Linked DNA regions of Homo sapiens: all the other regions are linked to region 1. Evidence: chromatin loops called from intact Hi-C (ENCODE). Cell type or tissue: B cell. All regions are shown on one strand. Region 1 overlaps ETS1 (ETS proto-oncogene 1, transcription factor). Region 2 overlaps LOC105369568 (a long non-coding RNA gene). Region 3 overlaps ETS1 (ETS proto-oncogene 1, transcription factor). Region 4 overlaps FLI1 (Fli-1 proto-oncogene, ETS transcription factor).

Region 1 (5,000 bases):
ACCGTTCTGTTCTGAAGAACAAAGAACCTGACACACACCCTTTAGAAAAGAAAAGCACACCCTGAATGAGGAAAGAAGAGAGGGGTGCAGCAGATGATAGTCTGAAACACCATTCTGTAAAACCACAGACCTGCCATAAGAATAAACATTTCAGAGCAAGGTGAGTCTCCATTTAACAAGTCTCTCTGGCACTCCCTCAGCGCTCTCAACACTTAAAAGCCAAATTGGAGGCATCTGTGCTTCCTGCTGAGACATCCCACCTGGTTGTGGATAGCCCTTTCCAAACACTGGCCCAGGTTTGATCTCTCCCAGCCGCTAGGCCATATGAGAAAGCCCCAGGAGGGACTATGAACTCGGAATCTCAGCGTATCTCCCACTTGAACTTCCAAAGTTTATTTGGGAAAGACATTCTTTAGTTCCACCATTTTGTTAGTAAATTTGTTTTAGAGATTTTAGTGAGATCCAAAGCCACACATTAATACTGCCAAACTTTATGTCATAAATAAGTGTAATATTTCACATGGAAACCATTTGCTCTAGCATGTAAATGTACACCCACACACACACTTGCATAGAAGTTGTTTTAAAGGAGAACTGAGGCTTCCCCTTTTCCATGTATTTTCTCAGTATCCCGGGCATGGCACTGGTCACCAAACGTGTTCAACCAATCAGTGGGTCACTCTCTGACTCAATGAAACCCAGTTTGGACTCCCAAAATGCACTTTGGGTCAATGAGTCATAATAGCAAATATTCATATCAGGCTTGCTAAGTGACGGCACTGTTTTATGCTTTACACATACTAACTTAGTGGTTCTCAAAGTGTGATCTCTAGACCAGCAGCATCAGCAGCACCTGAGAACTTGTTAGAAATGCAAATTTTTGAGCCTTAGCCTAGAATCACTGAATCAGAAACCCTGGGGGTAGAACTCCATAACCAGTGTCTTAACAAACCCTAAAGTGATTCTCATGTACCCTGGGAGTTTCTGCTTCGATAAGTCTGGGGTACGGCTCGAGATTTTGCATTTCTAACAAGTTCTCAGATGATAGTGATGCTGCTGGTCTGGGGACCATGCTTGGAGAATCATTGGTATAGATCCGGAAACTGGGTTACAAGATTAAGTTGTCTAAGGTCACACAGTTATAACGGAAGAGCTGATGCAAACACAAGCAACCTGGGTCCAGCGTCTGGGTTCTTTCCTACTACACTAAATAGATGTCCTTTCTCATGAAGAATGGGAAGTGGCAGATAGGCTGTGAATGTGGTTGAGTGAAGGTTTTACTGTGTTCAGTGACCAAAGACATAGCAAACTGCATTCTACAAGAAAAAGTATTGTCTTGTTTCTCAAATCAATCAAAGACCATGGTAATAAGACTATAGGTTCCTCCTCATGAAGGTAAGTTGTGTTTCCTATGTTCTCTAGCTCCAGGCTGCTTCCCAGCTCTAAGCAAGTATTTTGCAAAAGTGTACTTTGCTCACAACATCACATCCATAAGTTTGGCTGATTTCAGACAAATCCATCCTTGAAATGAAAAATAATTTGATACTATAACACTTTGGAAGAGTGCTAAGTAAGCATCGTATTTTCTGATATGAACTATGACCATTCATGAGCATCATAAGGGTGAAGTTGAAATCAAATATGGACCGCTGGCATTGATGGGATGGACGAGGTCTTGTGTCCTGTGTGCTCAGCTGGGTCTCTGATGTCGGTTTTGGAAAACAGGCAGTGTCTGACTTCAGCTAGGTCTAGGCACCACTCTGAGGCTCGCTACCGTTACCCTGTGTATCCAACAGGACTGTGGGTAGGAACCAGTCATGACAGTTAATGACGGTAAAACGTCAGTGAGCTCTTAGAGACAGGAGCAAGAAACTGAAACGTAAAAATGATTCTTGTTATGGTGGTTGGAGAGAAAGGGCTGAGGTTGAGGGACAGAATAGAGGAAGGGAGCAGAGAGGAGGCAGGGTCAGTGGCTCCACTCCAGTCAGACTATAAACAGCAACAGACATTTCAGCCGTGTCTTGTGTAAGAGGCTCCATTGATTCACAAGGTTCCCTAACAGAAGGATGACGAGAAGCTGAGACAGAAAGGGCCCATTCATTCATGCAGAACACCAGCACTCAGCCCCATTGGCTCTCGCTAATGGCTCCAGGCTGATAGGGAGGAGGGGGAAGAGGCGGACGGTAGGAGGAGGTAGAAATGAAAGAAAATGATGACTACAAGATTGTTGTGAAGAAATGTACAGCTGCACAGGCAATTGCATGCAAATGTGGCTTCCCTTTTTAGCTGTATAGCTAATGTCCTCAGATTCATCTATTTTTCTCTTTCATGTTATCTTCCCCTCCTGTTCTTGCCTTGTCTTTTTCTGGGCTCCCCACTTTTTTTCCCTTTCCCATTCATCTTTCATCTTCCTTTCCCATTATTCCCTACCATGCTACTAATATCCACCTTTATTTTCTGTCCATTTTCACACATCTCTTCTTTCTTCCACCATACCCGCTTTATCATCTATTTTGTCCAATCGATTCCCGACAGACCTTGGCGCTTTAGTATTCTCTCCCACTCACCTGATAAGTCTTTCCCTCATTCATACTTTCTCTCTGCTTGATTCTCTCTTCCCCTTCCCTCCACACTCCCGCCACCCTCCTCCTCCTCCTCCTCAGCCTCTGCCCCTTCGTGAATAGGAACAACATTCTGAAAAGGCTTGCTCATTCCTTGATGGCCCCTCCTGTCAGTGTTCTCTGCACTGACAGATGTGTAGTCCTTGGAAAAGAAGTTCATTCATCCCTTCTGAGAGCATGAACGTGAAGGGGGAGCAGTGGTGGGCAGTAGCCATGAGACGGAGGACGGGAAGGAAACTGAAGTTATAAATAGGATAAAAGAAGATGAAAAAAATGTCGAGTATTTTTTCTCTTTCTTTATATTCAACACATCTCCAAGGAAATGTACCACAGCTGGAGAAATCACTGGTTGGTCTATGTCTTCATCTCCCTTCCCTATAACCCCACAATCCCCGTCCAAACAACACCCATCGCTGAGGAGAGCTGGACCACAGCCCAGAAATAATCCCTCCAACTCCTTCGTCTGGGAAGCTCAAAAGTTAAAGGAGGGGCTAGAAAGGCTCAGGGTTCTTGCCAAACATTTCCATCAGAGGGAGTATAGGACAGTGGGAACTACAACCATCACATTTGTGAAGAGATTGCCCCCAACTGGTAGAGGCCACACCCCGATGGAAGCTGTGTACCATCTCTGAGCTGCAGTTGATGGCAACCCAGGTCATTCTAGGAATGGTTATTATATGCCCCAATCTTCTCAACCTACCAAAAGCTGGGGTGACCCCAGCTTCCTTCTTGCAACTATAAACTATGAGAAGAAGATGATATTACCCTGCTATAAGTCCTTGCATTTTAAAGCTGTTCTTCATATGCTTCCCAGACACTGTCTCATAGGCCATGAAATAAAAACATCTTTACCTTTGAGAAACTTGACAAAGAGCAGCATGAAAAATCATCTCCACTTGGGAGTTTATGTACTTCAGTTTAAGGAAAAGGAAGGCCATGTCTCTTTGCTATGAAGAAGAGACATTCTGATCTTCAGGCTATGAGCAAATGGAGAAGGCCTCAGATGTTAATAAGATGTAACTTGTAGCAAGCAGAGACCATCGAGAGCTGCAAGTGTTAAAGCAAGGCAGCTTTAATCTCAGTTGCATTGGGAGATATAAGACTTAAGCCTTGTGGCATTAATAGGATTCAAGAATTATACAAATATAAATACAGCCATTTTGACCTTTTGCTTATACAAACAAAACCTATTTTGTTTAGAATTTTAAAGGATCACTTTTCTCATGTCCTCAAATTTTTAGTCCTTAAGTCTGACGTGTGAGCAGGTACAAAATCCTCCTGGCTCCCTTGTGAAATGGATAGGTAGCTGAGACATTTGTATTTATGCTTAGAAGAACTGAGATACCAAGCAGAAAGTGACAGCATAAATATTATTATGTCTACAATCCAGGACAGTGCCAAAGAATACCTCAAAGATCAATGGCTATTGAGTCAAGGGAACATGGGACACAGGAATCTATTTCATTCTGCCCTGGAGAGAAACCAGGCAAATGGAAAGCTACTCCCCATGCCTCCTCACCCACCATACACACAGCCCATGGAGTGCCACAGCATCTTGCCCTGCGTCTGTTTATTCCTGATGAGCAATAAAGCATGGGCAACAAAGCAAACATTTATTTTACTTCTCCACTGTTATTTAAGTAATTGACCAAAGAATGTTGTGGGGTAAAATAACACTGAACCAAAAAGTAGCCTTCAAGTTAGTGACTCCCCCTGCCATGCCCTGCCCAGGTCTTTCCCCAGAATTACATTTTCCCAACATGTAAGAGTAATGACATTTTTATGCTAAGAATTCATCCTGGGAGAAAACACAGATTTTGACTAGCTATTTGGTATTCAAATATGTTATCATAACATGGTCTCATGTGAAAGTGAACTTAATATCTGAATTGATCATTTCAAAATTCCCAAATTCAAATTTAATGGTTTTTGTTTAAAAACAAAACAAAACAAACAAAAAAAAAACACTAGCTGGTAAACCAAGAACTAGTGGAATTTGTGAGAAACAGAGTGTCTCCTGAAAACAGCATGGAGATGAGGACTTCAGATTCCTGAGGTCCCTGGGAATGCAGATCCATTGATTTGAGAGTTCTCTGGAGGAGACTCCCACTCACCAGAGGGCAGCACTGCCACCAGCAAGTGGAAGGAGAGAAGGGAGAGAGAGACAGAGGAAAAAGAATTGGGATCCAGGTGGGCATGGACAGAGAGGCCAGGAACAATGGAAACAGATGATCATCGAAAGAAAGCATGTTCTCTAAGAAGGCCGAGCAATTCACACACCTCTGTTTATCCAGCTCAGACTCTGTGACTGCAAAACTTCTAGGCTCTCTGACAACAGCCAAAACGGGTGTCAGGAAATGCAGGATAGGCAAAACTATT
Region 2 (5,000 bases), 57 kb after region 1:
AAAGTGTGCGAAGATTGGAAAGGAAAAGTTCCACCGAGACAGAGCTTCCCAGGGATTGCAGTCAAAAACCACTAGGAAATTGAGATAGATGGTGATGCCTTTAGGAGCTTGGCCTCTGGCATCAGGCAAACCCGACCTTGAATCCCAGCTATTCACTCACCTACTGAGTGACTGAGCAATTTACTGAACCTTTCTAACCAATTCAGTTTCCTCATCTGTCAAACAAGAGTAAGGATTGAGCTCAGCTCTTAGGGCCATTGACCACATAGGAAAGTAATTTTCCTTAATAATAAGGACACATTTTTATATTATGTGCTTTTAAAAGGAGCCTTAAATAAAGAGAAGTGAGATCATTTTCCAGTGCACTTAGCATAGTAACGACAACATAGAAAGCGTTAAAAAAAATGACAGCTTAAGAAAGCAAAGGATGTGGAAACACTCACTGAAGGGCCATGGAACATGAAAGAGGGCTCTGCCTGGGCTCAGCTTCCAGGAAACTCTCAAACTCTTGCCCAGAGCATCGTGATGTAGCCATTGGAACCTCACGCAGGCGATGATGATCCTTTTACCAGATATCAGAACTTACCTAACCTTCAGCCACTTAAAAATGCTCTCTGGAAAGTATTCAACAAGGGCTTGAGAAACCAAGGAGACCCTGATGGAGGAGATGTCAAATAACGTGAGAGCCTTGTTCTGTCTAAGCTAATTTCCGGCACTTTCCAGAGAGTTAGAAGTGATTGGTCTTCGGTCTGCTCAGCTGACTTTGAAGCATTGGCCAAAGGGCTCGGGACAAGCAGGGAGAAGCTGGAAGTCGTCTATTGCCTCCACCTGGGACTGCCTCAATGTCCTTTTGTTCCAGCTGGATGTAGCCCCAGAAATAGCAGTAAAGGAAAAACATGTGATTTGAGTTTCCCCATCTCCCTTTTCTGTGCCCTCTCCCTTACCAGGGGATTTTTCCTGTGCCCAGGCACCCCATGTTTCTTGAAGTTCTGCCCCAGAGACAATTATTCCCTCCAGTGGAGTGGAGAAAACAAGAGACTTGGAATTAAAAGACACATACCCAAATCTGGATGCTTTCACATGCCAGTTCTTATCTGATTGCCCCTGAGCCTCAGTTTCCTGGAAATAGCAGTAACCACCCCACAGTAGGTAATTATTTTATTATATTATAGTACTTTAACAGATTTGGGTTTGATTTGAACAGCAGAGATAAGAAGAATTAATTTCTGCTCTTGTAGATGAAGCGAAATTTTTCAACCAGGTAAAATTCCCTAACTTGCTCACTCCATTAATTCCTCCAACCATCCATTCACTCAATAAACATGTATTCTGAGCCTACTATTGTGTTAAGTAGCACTAATTGACGAGAGCTGAAAGAGAATTCAGACCTTGGGAATGAGGCTGACAGAGAAACAGATGGTAAAGCAGGAGAGTGGCTGCGGTGTTTAAAGCAGCCCAGCAGATAAGGAAGGGAAGCATAGTGCACCCTAGAGAGCTCAGGAAGAGCATCCTGAGTGAGGAAATGCCTACCCTTAGTGTGAAGTGACGGCTTAGAGTGTAATAGGTAAAAAAAAGGCAGAGGGAAAAGAAGGCAAGGATGAGGCCGGGAGCGGTGGCTCATGCTTGTAATCCCAGCAGGTTGGGAGGCTGAGGCAGGCGGATGACTGAGGTCAAGAGTTAGAGACCAGCTTGGCCAAGGTGGTGAAACCCTGTCTCTACTAAAAATACAAAAATTAGCTGGGCGTGGTGGCATGTGCCTGTAATACCAGCTACTCAGGAGGCTGAGGCAGGAGAATCGCTTGAACCCGGGAGTCGGAGGTTGCAGTGAGCCAAGATTGCGCCACTGCACTCCAGCCAGGTGACAGAGTGAGGCTCTGTCTCAAAAAAAAAAAAAAAAAAAAAAAAAAAAAATTAAATAAATAAATAAATAATGAAGGTCAGGATGAGCTGAGAGGAAAAAAGTTAATTCAGGCAAAGAGAGGCAAGAAAGTAGAGTAAGAAAAAACAGCATTTCTGTGCTGCTAGAACATCAGAAGGTGGAAAATGATGAAAAACATAGATTTTCCTGGCACCCAAGAAACCCTCATTTTAGAAAGAGAACTCTAAAGTCAACCCCTCCTCCCAGAACTACCTCTGCAACTATCTGATCCTCCAAAGATTCCCAGGTATGTTTAATTCATGCTGAAAATGCAAGGAAAAATAAAATGTGATCGTCAAAATGTTCAAAGCTCCCTCCAAGTCTCTCTCCCATTTTCTGTCCCTTTTGTGAGCACCATCCCCCCAATGGTAGGAAGCATTTGTCTAAAAATAGCCCTTCTAAAAGACCCAATCTTTTCTGAGTTTCATAAAACATCTGCTGAACAGTTTCCTATAACTGTTTTTGGCCATTAAATCAAAGCTGGCAAAAACAATGTTCTGTTTCTGCCTTTAAAGCACAGAATCGCCATCAGGCCTTCCTCTCAGACCCAGACGACAATGGGGCCAGAAATAGCCACGGGAGGCTTTGAAACACCTAAAGGCCCGGGTCCAAGCACAGAGTTACTAGTGTCTTGTTTTTCTCTCTTTTAAAGTGGCTGTTCGTCTCCCAAGTACAGAAGAGAAACTTAGATAGGCCTAGCCTCCTGGGAGACGCTCTGCTCCCCCATGCAAATTACCACCTGCAGTGGTGGGGCGGTGTGGTTTGTGCAGCTCAGGGCTGGCAGAGAGCAGAGACCGGTAGAAGTCTCGTCCTACGTTGGCAGGGGCAGCCACACATGTGGAGTGGGCGTGGGGGTGGGCTGGCATCTGGCTGTATGGTTGCGCCTTCTCTATGTTGTGTCTATGCTGTTCACTGGGCTCCTATTTGCTCAGGTGGCACAGAACATGGGGGTTTGCAGCAACCTGTGCAAGTCCAGGGGAAAACTCACAGACACAAGGTCGAAAGATCTAGTAGGTTCTGTCCAGACTGTGCTTCCCACTAGCTGAGTGTCTTTGGCAAGACGTTTTATCTCTCTGACCCTGTCTGGGCTGCAGGCATCAGTGCAAAAACTGCTGGGCCTTGTATACCGCAGGAGGAAGCCAGGGCTTGGTATGATGCAGACAGAGGAACTGCTCAGGGCCAGGCAGTCAGGCACTAAGAGCAGCTCAGTGCTGGAGGTCGGCCGAGGGGCACGCAAGTCAATGACAGTGCTGGAACTGAGACCTCTGTCCGTGTGTACAAGACCCAGTCAGGGGCTGAAGACACATGAAACTGGATCCAGCCCCTGGAAGAAAAGAGGCTTTAGAATGCCTGCTTTCTCTAGGATAAGACTTCAGTCTGTACAGTGAACTTGAGGATTAGGTCAAAAACACCAAGGCAACCTCTTGATGCCAAGGAGTAAGAGGCCAGCACGACAGGTGAAGGGACACACGACTGAGAGATTCCAGAGCACAGGGAGTGTATCTGTGGTGCATATCTATAGGTCTCACATGGCACATGCTTTGGGTCCCAGGACTTCATACTGTCTTAAAATGGGTGACGGGGACAAAGTCATCAAACATTCAATGCCGTTGTCAGAGCTGGCTCAGAATGGAGATGAACCCACCTGTAAGCAAGGTGTGAGCAGACGGGGATGAGAGCAGCTAAGAGTGCAAGGGTGGAAGAGGGCTGGACGCAATGCACTGTGGCCCTCCTCCCCGGTCAGCTCTCCAGGCTTCTGTGCACTCTCTCCCAATTTGTACAGAATGGTCCTCACAGGCTTTGGTAGAAACTGGTTTCCATGTTCCATGTCCGTCATAATCTGTGATAGACTCATAAAACAATGGAGGATGGTCCCTGTAATCTGTGGATACAGTTAGGTGGATACCAGGTCTATAATTGCAAGAGCAAAATGAGGAGTGGGAGTGAACATGTCCTTCTCGTTGTGGATTTTCTCTGAACATAGCCAAGTAATGATCATGACAAGAGAGATGTTCACTCATTTTCTCTTTTTCTTTCCTACCTCCTTCTCTCCCTCTGTCTTTTCCTTTCATCCCTCCGTCCCCCCCCTCCCTTCCCTTCTTCCTTCCTTCCTTCCTTTCTCTATCTCATGCCAGTTTGTATTAGTAGCACTCTGAGAAGAGTTTAATTTAAAGAAAAAAAGATTAATATTTTACCCAAAACAGCAAAGCCAAAAAACTGTTAAGGTAAAGAAAAATATACTAACAGTGAAAAAAACCTTCACTTAACGCTACTGCTACCAGAAGACATGGTGCAAATTTGCTCAAAAAGGCATCATCTAGGAGATGCACGCAACATCTGAGCAAAGGATGCAAAGCCTGCCAACATTTTAGCTTGTTTGTGAAATTATTTCTGCACACTTGTCACTTTTTGAAGCAAAATGTGAGGTCTATTTATAGATCTATATTTATTTGATAGAATAGCATTGAATGGGCTGCTTTAGGGATTGCCTGTTGCAAATTAACTCCGTGTGTGTGTGTGTGTGTGTGTGTGTGTGTGTGTGTGCGTGTGTGTGAACTTGGGATGCAGTAATGAATAGCTTGGGCTGTGCTCATAGCTCCTGCGTTCCCACCCCATTCAAAACCTACCCCTCACTCTTTCCTGGCAGCCACGCACAGACTCCCAGACCAGAGCTTGGACCTGCATAGTGCCTCAGATGAGCACAGCATGTCAGCTACTAGTATAAGCAAAAGCTCAGCCAGGAAGAGGAAAGGAATGGGGCATCAGGTGGGCCAAAATGCTTGCATCCAATATTGTAACTGGGGGGAAAGTTTCACAGATGACCATTTTAAAATGAATTCAGTCAGTTTGCCATTTGGTTCTCATCCTGCCTATCCAGGGAGATGAAAGATCAGCCCCCAGTTTTCAAATATTATATTGGACCATGCAATAACAACAAAGTTGAGTAAGACTCTGGGTTTGCCCAACTTCTGGTCCCAGGCTCCTGTCCCAGCCAGCCCTCCTGCCCAGCCTCTCTATGCTGCTGTGCTCCAGCAAGCATAGCTGTGGCTGTGATGTGCACAAGACACACGTGGAGTGGTCC
Region 3 (5,000 bases), 82 kb before region 1:
ATATCTTACTGAGCCATATATCCTCAATGCCAGGTATGATAGCTTGTCTTCAGCAGGTACTCATTAAATATTTTCTAAATTACATTACTGAAACAAACCTCCTCTGAAGAAAGGCATATGGATTAGAAAGTCCGCTCAAATGGCTTCTCTCTATTAAACAATATTTGGGGCCAAACAATATGGGTGACCCTCAGGCTGCATTTCATCAACGTGTTCCCAAAAATGAAAATGACTACCTGTCCTTTGGGAGTTAATTTGCTACTTTAAGAAGCTAATCCCTTTAGCTCTATTCTAAAAGTCAAATCAAATACCTCGGTGTGGGCAGGACACCACATTTATTTTAACCTATGAAACTCTCATGGTTGGTCACCCTTGCAATAGGGCTGACTCTGCCCTGATAGCACACATCTGGCAGGTGGCCCTAAAACAGAGGAACAGGCCTGCTGGCCCCTCCCTTCCAGCCAGGTGTCTCTACCCACAGCCAAACGATGATGGCAAAAACAGAACATTCGAATCCAGAAATGACCCATCTGTTCACAAGTGTATCAATCTGCCTTTCATGCTACCACAGGAGGACGCACCTCTGAGGGTGGGGTGGGTGACTCCCCAGTCCAAGCATCACCCCTTTCTGTCAACCCTCTTCTAAATCACCATTCACAAAGGCCCCTAAATCTCCTGATTTCCATTAAGTTTAAGGACAAAACAGAAAACATCCTGACAGTTTCTTGGCCTCTGGACCAAGCTCAACCTGAAGCTGCACAAAGTCTTGTTGCCTGAGGATGAATAACTCAAGAAACTGTATTGCTGGACTGACTGGCAATCAAGACCCTGAGAAAATTATTTTAAGAAGATTAAGGGCCAGGAGTGCTTGATATTTTGGCTGAGTTCTATGTCTCTCATTTCTTCTGAGTTGTATATTTTCTTTGCCCCACCCTGACCCAATCTTATCTCATCTCTAACACACTCCATGTATAACATTCTATAACTGGCCAATACGGCCGTGGTTTAAAGACTCACTCTGTGTCAGTATATTCTATAAACGTGTTCCTGTATCAGTGGCTAATAACTCAAGGGCAGTGATTGGGAATATAACTTCCAATAATTCAACTCAAACAACAAAGAACATTCTGACAGGTGTTTGGAAAGCATACTTGCTGAACACGATGATGAACAAACAACAACTTTATAAACTTGTATTTGTTGCTGAGATAGCCAGTATCTAACCATGAAAAAGAGTGAGAAAACAGCTCTCAAATCAGTTAAAACCAGTCTTTGACTGCCGAGTTCATGTCTCTTGCATGTTAGATCAAAAACGAAAGGAGGAGGAGTGTCAAAAAATTTAAAAATAAAAGCCATTTTACATGTCAGGCAGTGGAGTACTGAGTGATGACGGCATCCTATAAAATTAAAATATATGATGCCTGTGGGAAAGCCCCGGGTAGGGAGTTGAGGGTACGAGGCTTTGATATCAGTTCTTACCTGAATCACCATATGCAATCTTATGCAACTCATTTAATCTCTCTGGGCTTTACTTTTTCCTTTCCTAAAATGGAAATAGTAATCTCTGCTTCTCTTTAGTTTATAAAAATGTAAATTAAGTCCTTATTACAAAAATCTGCATATATACATATATATAGACAGAGAGAGAGAAAGACACTTAAAGAGGTGAACAATTTAGGAGCAACTGAATATACAATAATGGAATTACAAAGAAGAATGAAACAACAGAAAATATATTTTTAAAAACAATTTTCAGTAAAAAACAAGAAAAAAGATGCATTTAAAAAAAATTGTAAAAGCACTAGAAAAAATCTAATTAGACTTCCAAGGATTAAATTGGCCTTCGTATGGCAACTTTGAAAAAGTAGAAAGTTGGAGGTTAAGGAAAAAAAAGTTACAGTATACGAATGTAAAAATTTTTAATATTTTCAATGAGAATAAGCATTTAGGACTTTTTTAAGTTAGGGAAGACTCTGAAATCCTTGTTCCCATGTTAAAAGTGCACACGCACCAAAAGAGACAGCAGATGCAAACTGCTTTGCAAGTGAAAGTATCACAGGCATATATGGTTTAGGGAAATCTTGGCCACAGATGGACTTAGATCCTCTTTTCCCGATGCACCTTTTTCCTTAGTTATTCATGTCCCTCACCAAGTATTCTTCACCTAAGTATTGTATAGAGCTCACCTAGAGCAAGTTCAACACCGTTCCCCACAAATGCCAATAGTTTGGGCCCAAAGAGACGGGTCCCACCAGCATTAACTGGGGTTCAAGCAGAACCTCTTGTCCAGCCATCAGGGCCCAAGACAGGCTTGACAGCAAGACCAGGTGGCTGGCAACTGGCCAGTGGAGTCCTCCCACCTGGAACAGGGTTAAGTGAGGCTTATTTGGCCAGTCTGACTTGGGTCTGAGAACAAGACAGTTACACATTTTTAGGGTATGAGGGAAAGACCTTTGTTTTTGCTCTGGCTCTGCACACCTGCAAGTGCTCAAGTACACATGTGTGGGGGCGGCAGCAGGAGAAAGGGGACTGTTCCTCTCTTAAAGGGGCAGTCTCTATTCAAATGCAACCACCTCTTTCTTCTAAACCCATCAGTAACTCTGTCTAACACATTCAAGCTAACACTCAGACACAAACTTGGACAGTGAGCCAGTGAAGCTCAAGTCAGGAAGTGGGTTTCTTTATAGCTCTTTCCTCCTGATGTCTTCTAGGTAACCGGTTCTTTTAAGAAGTCACCAGAGATGGGTTAGGTTTGGATTTGGGGGAAGGGGATAAGAATTTTGTTATAAACCAAAGAAAAGGTTTTTCCAGCCACTATAAATGTACAAAGAAAAATCTTCCTAAGTGTGTAGGTAATGAGAAGAAAGAAAGATATGTTCACTGATCAGGGTTAGAAAACAGGACTTTAGAAGTCTGAAGATTATAGTCTTTTCTCAGTAGGATTCTCAACTTGCTCTCTGGAATTTATTTTATCCTAGGGGTTAAGTTTTCCCTGCATGTCAACAATGAGAGAAATCACTAGTTAGGTATAATAGAATCCTTGGAAGGTAGTTGAACTAGATCCTAAGTGATCATTTGCACACCGAATTTTGTAAGCATTTATCCAGCATATAATCTCTGAACACTCCTCAAACGTAGCCAGAGTGTGTTGAATAGCAAAACACAATATTAACAACTGCATGGAGGTAGCGGAACAAGTACTTTTTGTTTCACCATAACGTGATAAGCTGAAAGTGTCCTACCTACGCCTTTAAAGAAAAAAAGAACAGAGAACCTAGCCTTGAGAGGCCTCCATAAGAAACTCCACCGCCTCAGCTCTGAATGTCAAACACCTCCACAGACCTGTGCCCTGTGAGCATCTCCAACAAAGCAAGTCCCATCCTTGTTTCAGAGTTTAAACTTTCACATTCAATCACTCTAGGAGAACTTTCACTCTCATTATCTCTCAGGGAGAGGTGAGTCATACAAAAGACAATAAAGTTTGGGGAGTTACAGTCAACAACATGCATTGAACTCAGAAGCCCATCACGGACTACTGAGAGTGTCGGGACACATGGTCTTGAGTCCTGCCACATGGAAAAGCTGTGCTGGTCTCAACAAGCCATGTTTACAGCTCAGGTCCCTGCAGCTGTCACACTACCTGTTCTACTCAGTTCTCCTGCTTCAGGGAACATAATTGACTGGCTCTACCATGTCCACACCAGCACCCCTCATCCTGGGGACTGCTCCAGCCAGGGACTGAGCACAGTGAGGGCATGCAGGTCCACCCCTGTGAGACACAGAGCTCCTCCAGCAGACGACCTTGACCCAAAGATCCCCTGGGCCCAGCCAAAGTTTTCTTAGAATGGAGCTGCAGTTGAGGGCTCTTTCTACCCAAATCTCCTCCTTCCAGACCTGCAGCATGGTCTGAAGGTTCCGCTGCCTTCTCTTCGCTGCCTTTTTTTCCTTCATAGATGCTCCTTCCGTAAACATCTTGCACATCTAATCATGTCTTGGCACCTGCTTTCCGGCACACTCAAACTAACACAGTATTTTGAATATTTTCTGACATGTGAAAACCCTGAAAGTCATCTTATTTGTTGTTTGCTGTGTAACATTGGGCTAGACCTCCTCCTCTAAAAAGAAAAAAAAAAGTCTCGATTCCCTCATTTATACAATGGGCATAACAGAAACTTCCTCATGTGATATTTGGTGAAGGATTTAAAAAGTCAGTGTATATGAAGGAGTCTAAGCACACAGTAGGAACTTAATACATCTGGGATTGAGCTAAATAATTGAAAAGACCTAATTATTATTAAATGCCTGCTACGCCCCATGACACTGCCAGCAATTACTGCAATTCTATAAGTAAAATGCGTTGTTCCCTGGCCTCAAGGAACTTAGAATTATACTGGAAAAATAAAAGGTTTGGAGAATACTATGGAATGTAGGTGACAGCTAGCACTTAGAGCCTAGCTTCCTGTATACCCAGCACTGCTCCAAGTGCTCTCCATAAACTAATTCATTAGTTCTCACAACAAGCCTATGGTATAGAAACTATTATTACTGCCATTTGCAGATGAGAAAACAGATACAGAGATGTTAGCTTGCCAAAGGTTACACAGCTGCTCACTGGCAGGGCCTGACTCCATGCTCTCAATTCTACAGGGATGGCCCCTGAATGTTGCCCTTGGTAAAACTGCATGGGATGACCACTCTTTCTTGTGTTTAACTTGGACTTCTCTACCTGCAGGCATCCCCAAGTGACTGATGGGGTGCTGATGAGTGCTCCAACCTGCAGGCATCACATGCAAGTCACCTTAGGGAGACAGGAAGGGCAGCGCTTCTCTTGAATGAGCCTCTACAAAGAGCAGCAGCTGCTCACTCTCTGCAGCAGGGGAGGCCGTCCAGAGAAAAGAAAGAAGTGCCAAGGGGGCAAAGGCAGGGTCATCTGGGACACCTGGCAGGGCCTTTCCCAACAGAGGTGATGGGGAGTTTCCGAGGCCTGTTGTTTAAAGGCA
Region 4 (5,000 bases), 200 kb after region 1:
CTCCTCCTACAATGTTGCCACTTGATTGGAGTTTCCTTGATTGTGAACTACATTCTTAAGGAAACTTCTATTCCAAAATGAGTTCAAACTGGTTTTGTGCCCTTTCTACACCTACACTCTATCTCATCACTTGTTTTTTTCTAGCTGTGTACCACTCACTTCCTTAAGAAGTCTCTCCTGGGTCTGCCTCCAGAACCGCTGGCTTTGTGTTCTCTGTGTATTCTCTTTGCTGTGAGTCTTGATTTTGCCGTCTGCATGTCCCCTTGGCCAGGACAATCCTGTGTTCCCTGTTGCCTGGTCCACCCTCCTTAGGATAATGATGGGAGGAACTTTTTGCCCATCTATGGAGCATCACTGTGCCCAGCCCTGCCTCCCGGGCTTCTTTGCCTCTGATATTCTGTCATCTTCTCCCCCAACCTAGAAGAGGGAAGGGAAAGAAATTATTTTACTGGAAACTCCAAGGTTCATGAATGATAAACTAAGAACGTAAGCCATTCTCTACAGCAGAAGATGCTACCTGATTCCTGAAATGTCATCTGTTTTTGTAGCAGGACTGTGGTACATGTTCTTCACTCTTATCACCAAAAGACACTTAGGGGTCATAGGTGGTAATGTGTCCTCTGCTTCCAGTGCGGAGCTCAAGGAATTTCATGGAGTCAGGGACAGCTGTCTGAAAGGTTGCAATGTCACCCTTTTCAGCTCAGAACCATAATTCCTTGAGCCCAGATAACAGTTCAAAATTTAGGATATGAAGCCAAAGCTGAACTCTAGCTGAAATCAAGAGTGGATATAATAACCAAGAAACAAATGGTTCTGACAAGCACAGCTTTACTCTGAGCATGACTCAAGGGCATCTGGTAGAAAATGAAGAAGGATCCCAGCAGATGTTAGGGCTAGGGAGATCCCCTCGGTTGGGGGATGTAAGTGTTTTAATATTGTGTGGGCAACTCTGCTTTGAATGTATGTCTGGAGGCACCTACACCATCCAAAGCCTTCTGGTGCAAAAGCAGGACTCCTAGAGTATATTCCAGTATTTTTTCCCTGATCCCAGCTGAAAACAGCCATAGAAGAGCCTCCCTTTTTGAATTATGGCTGTCTGTCCGCTGGGGTGGAGAATGGCCCTGGGAGACAAGAGACAGCCCATGGAGCAGGTTGTAATTCTACAGGCATATGAAGAGCATTCATTCTGAAGAAGACATTCAATTCAGGAATGTGAATTACACAAGGAAGGTAGACAAATCCCAGCTTTAACAAGTGCTGTTCACCTATCACTACATTTTCAAGTAAAGGTGGTGTATCCATTTGCTAGGGTTTCCATAACAACATACCAGGGCTGAGTGGCTTAAGCAAAAGAAATTTATTTGCTCAGAGTTCTGGAGACTGGAAGTCCAAGATCAGGGTGCCAGCAGGGTTGGTTTTCCTCAGAGGCCTCTCTCCTTGGCTTGCCAATGACTGCTGTGTCCTCACATGGCAGCCCCTCTGTGCACACACTCCCCTGGGGGCTCTCTGTGTGTCCAAATTCCCTCTTCTTATAAGAACACCAGTCATATTGGATTAGAACCCACCCTATCAGCCTCATTTCACCTTACCTCCTTAAAGGTCCTATCTCCAAATACAATCACATTCTGAGTACTGCGGGTAAGGGCTTCAGCATATGAATTTTGTGAGGACACAAGGCAGCCCCTAACAGGTGGCCTAAGAGAATCTTTGTTTGAATGCTAATAATCATGATACCTAACATGTTCTGAGTGTGACTCACTATGTGCCAGAGACTTCTAAGTACTTTGCATGTATTATCACAACTATTATCACAATTATAGATTATATAATTATTGATTATATAGATTATAGATCAATTATAGATGACTACCATCTTCTCTGAAGACTTACTTTGGTGTAATTATGTGACTGTAGTGAACACTATGCCCTGGTCCCTGACCTTGGATGCCTGTGATTCGATGAGACATGGAATAATGGGAGACTCTTACCCTCATGTTTTGATTGGTAGCAGATCTCCGGAATGTGCAAAGTTTTTTAGTTGTCGTTGTTGTTGTTGTTTCGAGACTGTCGCCCAGGCTGAATGCAATGGCACGATCACGGCTCACTGCAGCCTCTACTTCCGGGGCTCAAGTGATCCTCCCACCTCAGCCTCCCAAGTAGCTGGGCACATGCCACCATATCTAGCTAATTTTTTCTTTCTTTCTTTCTTTCTTTCTTTCTTTCTTTCTTTCTTTCTTTCTTTCTTTCTTTCTTTCTTTCTCTCTTTCTGTTTTTGTAGAAACACAGTTTTGCCACATTGCCCAGGCTAGTTTAGAACTCCTGGACTCAATAGATTCTCCCACCTCAGGCTCCCAAAATGCTGGGATTACAGGCATGAGCCACCATGCCTGGCCAAGGCTTCTTTTCTTAATCCATGATCTCCCAAAGTCACACCCAAGTCAGTGATGGGATAATATGAGTGGGAGGACCCAACAACCTCTTTTGGAGGGTCTTGCCCTGACTGGCACTTCACGTGTCTGAGGTTCCTCTTTCGTCCTTTGGCTGGCTGAGTCATCAACATTGAGATCTACAGGATGCACCAGCACCTCCTAGAGGGCCCTCAGCAAACCACTGAGCATTTCTTACAAGCTACACCCCCACACCAGATCTTCTCATTTAATCCACCTATCGACTCTGTGCTAAAACTATTTTTATCCCTGTTACAAATAAGGAAACTGAAATTGGCCTGGCCACAGCCATGGGCACCACCCTTCCCTTGTGTGACCTTGAGCAGCACACCTAGCCTCTCTGGGTGGATCTCACTGGCCTTGCCTGGAAAATAAATGCTGGATCTCATCTCCCCTTCATTGCTGATGACTCCACTCAGCTCGTAAGAGGCATTTCTGCTTATGCCTGGAAAAATCTAGCATTCACACACCACCACAATACTATATTCCATGCCAAGTCACCACTATTCTTGGCCTCCCTATCCCCACCCTCCTTTTTGGGGGTCCCAGACTACAGAACCAATAAACAAACCCACTTTCATGATTCCTCCATCCCCACTCCACTGCCCAAAGTCCCTCCTCACCCAGGTAACCTGCAAACACCCATCTGGTTTGCATAAGGGCAAACCTGCCCCCTGGAGTGTGAGTCAAACAGGAACTTCCAGACAAGCTGTCCTGGGGCAGCCCTGGGCCACCTTGCCAGCTCAAAGCAAGAGTGTCACTTGCTTGGGTGAAGAGTGACACTGGGCTTTCTGTCTCTTCTCTGGCCCTGCAGGAGGCTCTGTCGGTGGTGAGCGACGACCAGTCCCTCTTTGACTCAGCGTACGGAGCGGCAGCCCATCTCCCCAAGGCCGACATGACTGCCTCGGGGAGTCCTGACTACGGGCAGCCCCACAAGATCAACCCCCTCCCACCACAGCAGGAGTGGATCAATCAGCCAGTGAGGGTCAACGTCAAGCGGGAGTATGACCACATGAATGGATCCAGGTAAGCTCACCAGGCCTGTGCAGGATTGGGGGAAGGCACAAAGTCGCCAGATCTGCAGCAAGTGGCTTCTGGCACTTAAGGTTTTTGCAGCAGATGGGGCTCTAGAGCTGGGCCAGGAAGCCTGTGTCAGTCCCTAGAGAGCTAAGGCAGAGAGGGCCACAGACTGATGATGGGGTGGAGTAGGGCTAGGAAGCCCCCCTGCCTCTCTGGGGCCCACGAAGCCCTCAGAGGCCAGGTAGGAGTCAGGCCCCAAGCGCCTATGCAGACACTCGTGGAACACTTATTTCTTGTTAATCCCAGGCCCAGGTCCAGTCCTGTTGGGGACAGCTTAGCAATAAGCTACTCTTCCCTGTCCTGTTGAAGATACTTAACCCCTCTGGGCAGGTCTCAGCAGAGCAAAGGTGACCAAACCATTCTTTAGTAAGAGTGGAGAAGGGATGAGGAAGGTGTCTACCTTCCTGTGGGGGCTCACTGTGTCTGGGAGGGGGCAGGCACCTGGAAGGCGTGCATGAAGTGGGTACAATACTGGGTCAGTTCGGGCTTTGCTTGTAGAAATGGAGACAGGAGGGTCCAGGGAGAGAAAATCACAGGGTCATGGAAGAGGACAGTGGACAGGCGGCCTCAGTTTTGCGTCCTGCCTCTGCCCCTTGGGCAAGTCATCGAAACCCCTCAGAGCACCAGCTTTCTCCCTTCTCAAACAGGACTGGGATATTCACTTCCTTATGGTCCTTACTCTAGCGTTACTCTGATGCCTCAGGGAAAGGACCTGGGATGGTGCCTGAGACGCGTTAGGAAAGTGCTCTATAGTGACAGTGATTGTTATGAGCAAAGACTTGAAAGACAGAGAACATCAGTCTTATTCACAAAATATCAGATAATCTACTGGGCCAAAGGCACAAAGAGATGAAAATAAAAAGCAACAGAGGGCCCTGAATGGCAGGCTGAAAACATGTGCCATTTATTCCACAGCCAGAGGCTGACTTTGAGCACCGATGTGACATTTAACCCAGAGGCTGACTTTGAGCACAGACGTGACATTTAACCTCATCAGAGCAGTGACTTAAGACTAGCGAGCTGACAGTCCTTGCGCACAGACGGTAGGATGGGAGAGTCAGAAAGACAAGTGAAGAAGTTAGTAAAATATCCCAGATAGGAAATAATGAAGTTCGGAACTAAGTGATGATAGTGATTTTGGAAAGTGAAAAGGACAGATACATAAGGGCGATAGCAAAGAGATGATTAACAGGGCTTAGGTGAGTAAAGTGTGAATGAAGGGGGTGCATGACAGGAAAGAATCAAAGGCGACTAAAGCCTGCACATTTTAAAGGCTGGTGCTGTGAGCAGCCGCAGAAAGGTGGCACAGGAAATGCTTTAGGATGGGATGTCAGTGTTCTCTTTGAGATTCCTTGTGAGCAATGGGTAGAACATCCAGATAAAAACGTCTACTAGGCTTTGGGAACTGAAGCTCAGATAATCTTTCAGGCCTGGAATTTACGTTTGGGCATCATCTCTAAGGAGTCTGAACTG

The links. Peaks named below come from ENCODE experiments on the same cell type or tissue, not always from the same donor. Only the 100,000 strongest peaks of a DNase experiment are listed, where the experiment ranks them.
Region 2: a loop joins it to region 1, with 7 times the contacts of the local background. A loop is called at or near these places in 37 of 110 quality-filtered maps.
Region 3: it touches region 1 in a loop (6-fold over the local background); 5 of 110 quality-filtered maps call a loop at or near these places.
Region 4: a loop joins it to region 1, with 2.6 times the contacts of the local background. A loop is called at or near these places in 3 of 110 quality-filtered maps.

What each region holds. Positions count from the first base shown.
Region 1 is chr11:128,551,054-128,556,053 of GRCh38, forward strand. The region is part of intron 3 of ETS1 (ETS proto-oncogene 1, transcription factor); the gene reads right to left. Among named protein-coding and RNA genes, the nearest start is that of ETS1-AS1, 27 kb to the left of the region's middle. RefSeq lists enhancers at 1-497, 1,379-1,448, 1,561-1,650, 1,861-2,120, 2,131-2,240 and a cis regulatory region at 1,852-2,352. In B cell, a CTCF peak has its summit at 2,384; DNase peaks (open chromatin) are centred at 288, 968, 2,068 and 3,151; H3K4me3 peaks cover 3,069 bases; H3K27ac peaks cover 4,321 bases.
Region 2 is chr11:128,608,450-128,613,449 of GRCh38, forward strand. It overlaps LOC105369568 (a long non-coding RNA gene), which reads right to left. Exons shown (of 7, transcript XR_001748441.1): 4 at 3,564-3,800. Among named protein-coding and RNA genes, the nearest start is that of ETS1, 23 kb to the left of the region's middle. RefSeq lists a cis regulatory region at 1,971-3,620 and enhancers at 2,234-2,777, 2,238-2,357. In B cell, no CTCF peak of the experiment used is centred here; a DNase peak (open chromatin) is centred at 2,732; H3K4me3 peaks cover 1,665 bases; H3K27ac peaks cover 5,000 bases.
Region 3 is chr11:128,468,911-128,473,910 of GRCh38, forward strand. All of the region lies in intron 8 of ETS1 (ETS proto-oncogene 1, transcription factor), which reads right to left. Among named protein-coding and RNA genes, the nearest start is that of MIR6090, 51 kb to the right of the region's middle. RefSeq lists enhancers at 634-793, 844-963, 1,264-1,313, 1,324-1,423, 2,242-2,361 and 1 more. In B cell, no CTCF peak of the experiment used is centred here; DNase peaks (open chromatin) are centred at 451, 2,541, 3,411, 4,911 and 2 weaker places; H3K4me3 peaks cover 2,939 bases; H3K27ac peaks cover 5,000 bases.
Region 4 is chr11:128,754,854-128,759,853 of GRCh38, forward strand. It overlaps FLI1 (Fli-1 proto-oncogene, ETS transcription factor), which reads left to right. Exons shown (of 9, transcript NM_002017.5): 2 at 3,262-3,473. Among named protein-coding and RNA genes, the nearest start is that of SENCR, 61 kb to the left of the region's middle. RefSeq lists a silencer at 826-945 and enhancers at 2,572-2,831, 2,888-3,388, 3,389-3,889. In B cell, CTCF peaks have their summits at 2,596 and 2,797; DNase peaks (open chromatin) are centred at 2,568, 3,168 and 3,551; H3K4me3 peaks cover 1,119 bases; H3K27ac peaks cover 3,656 bases.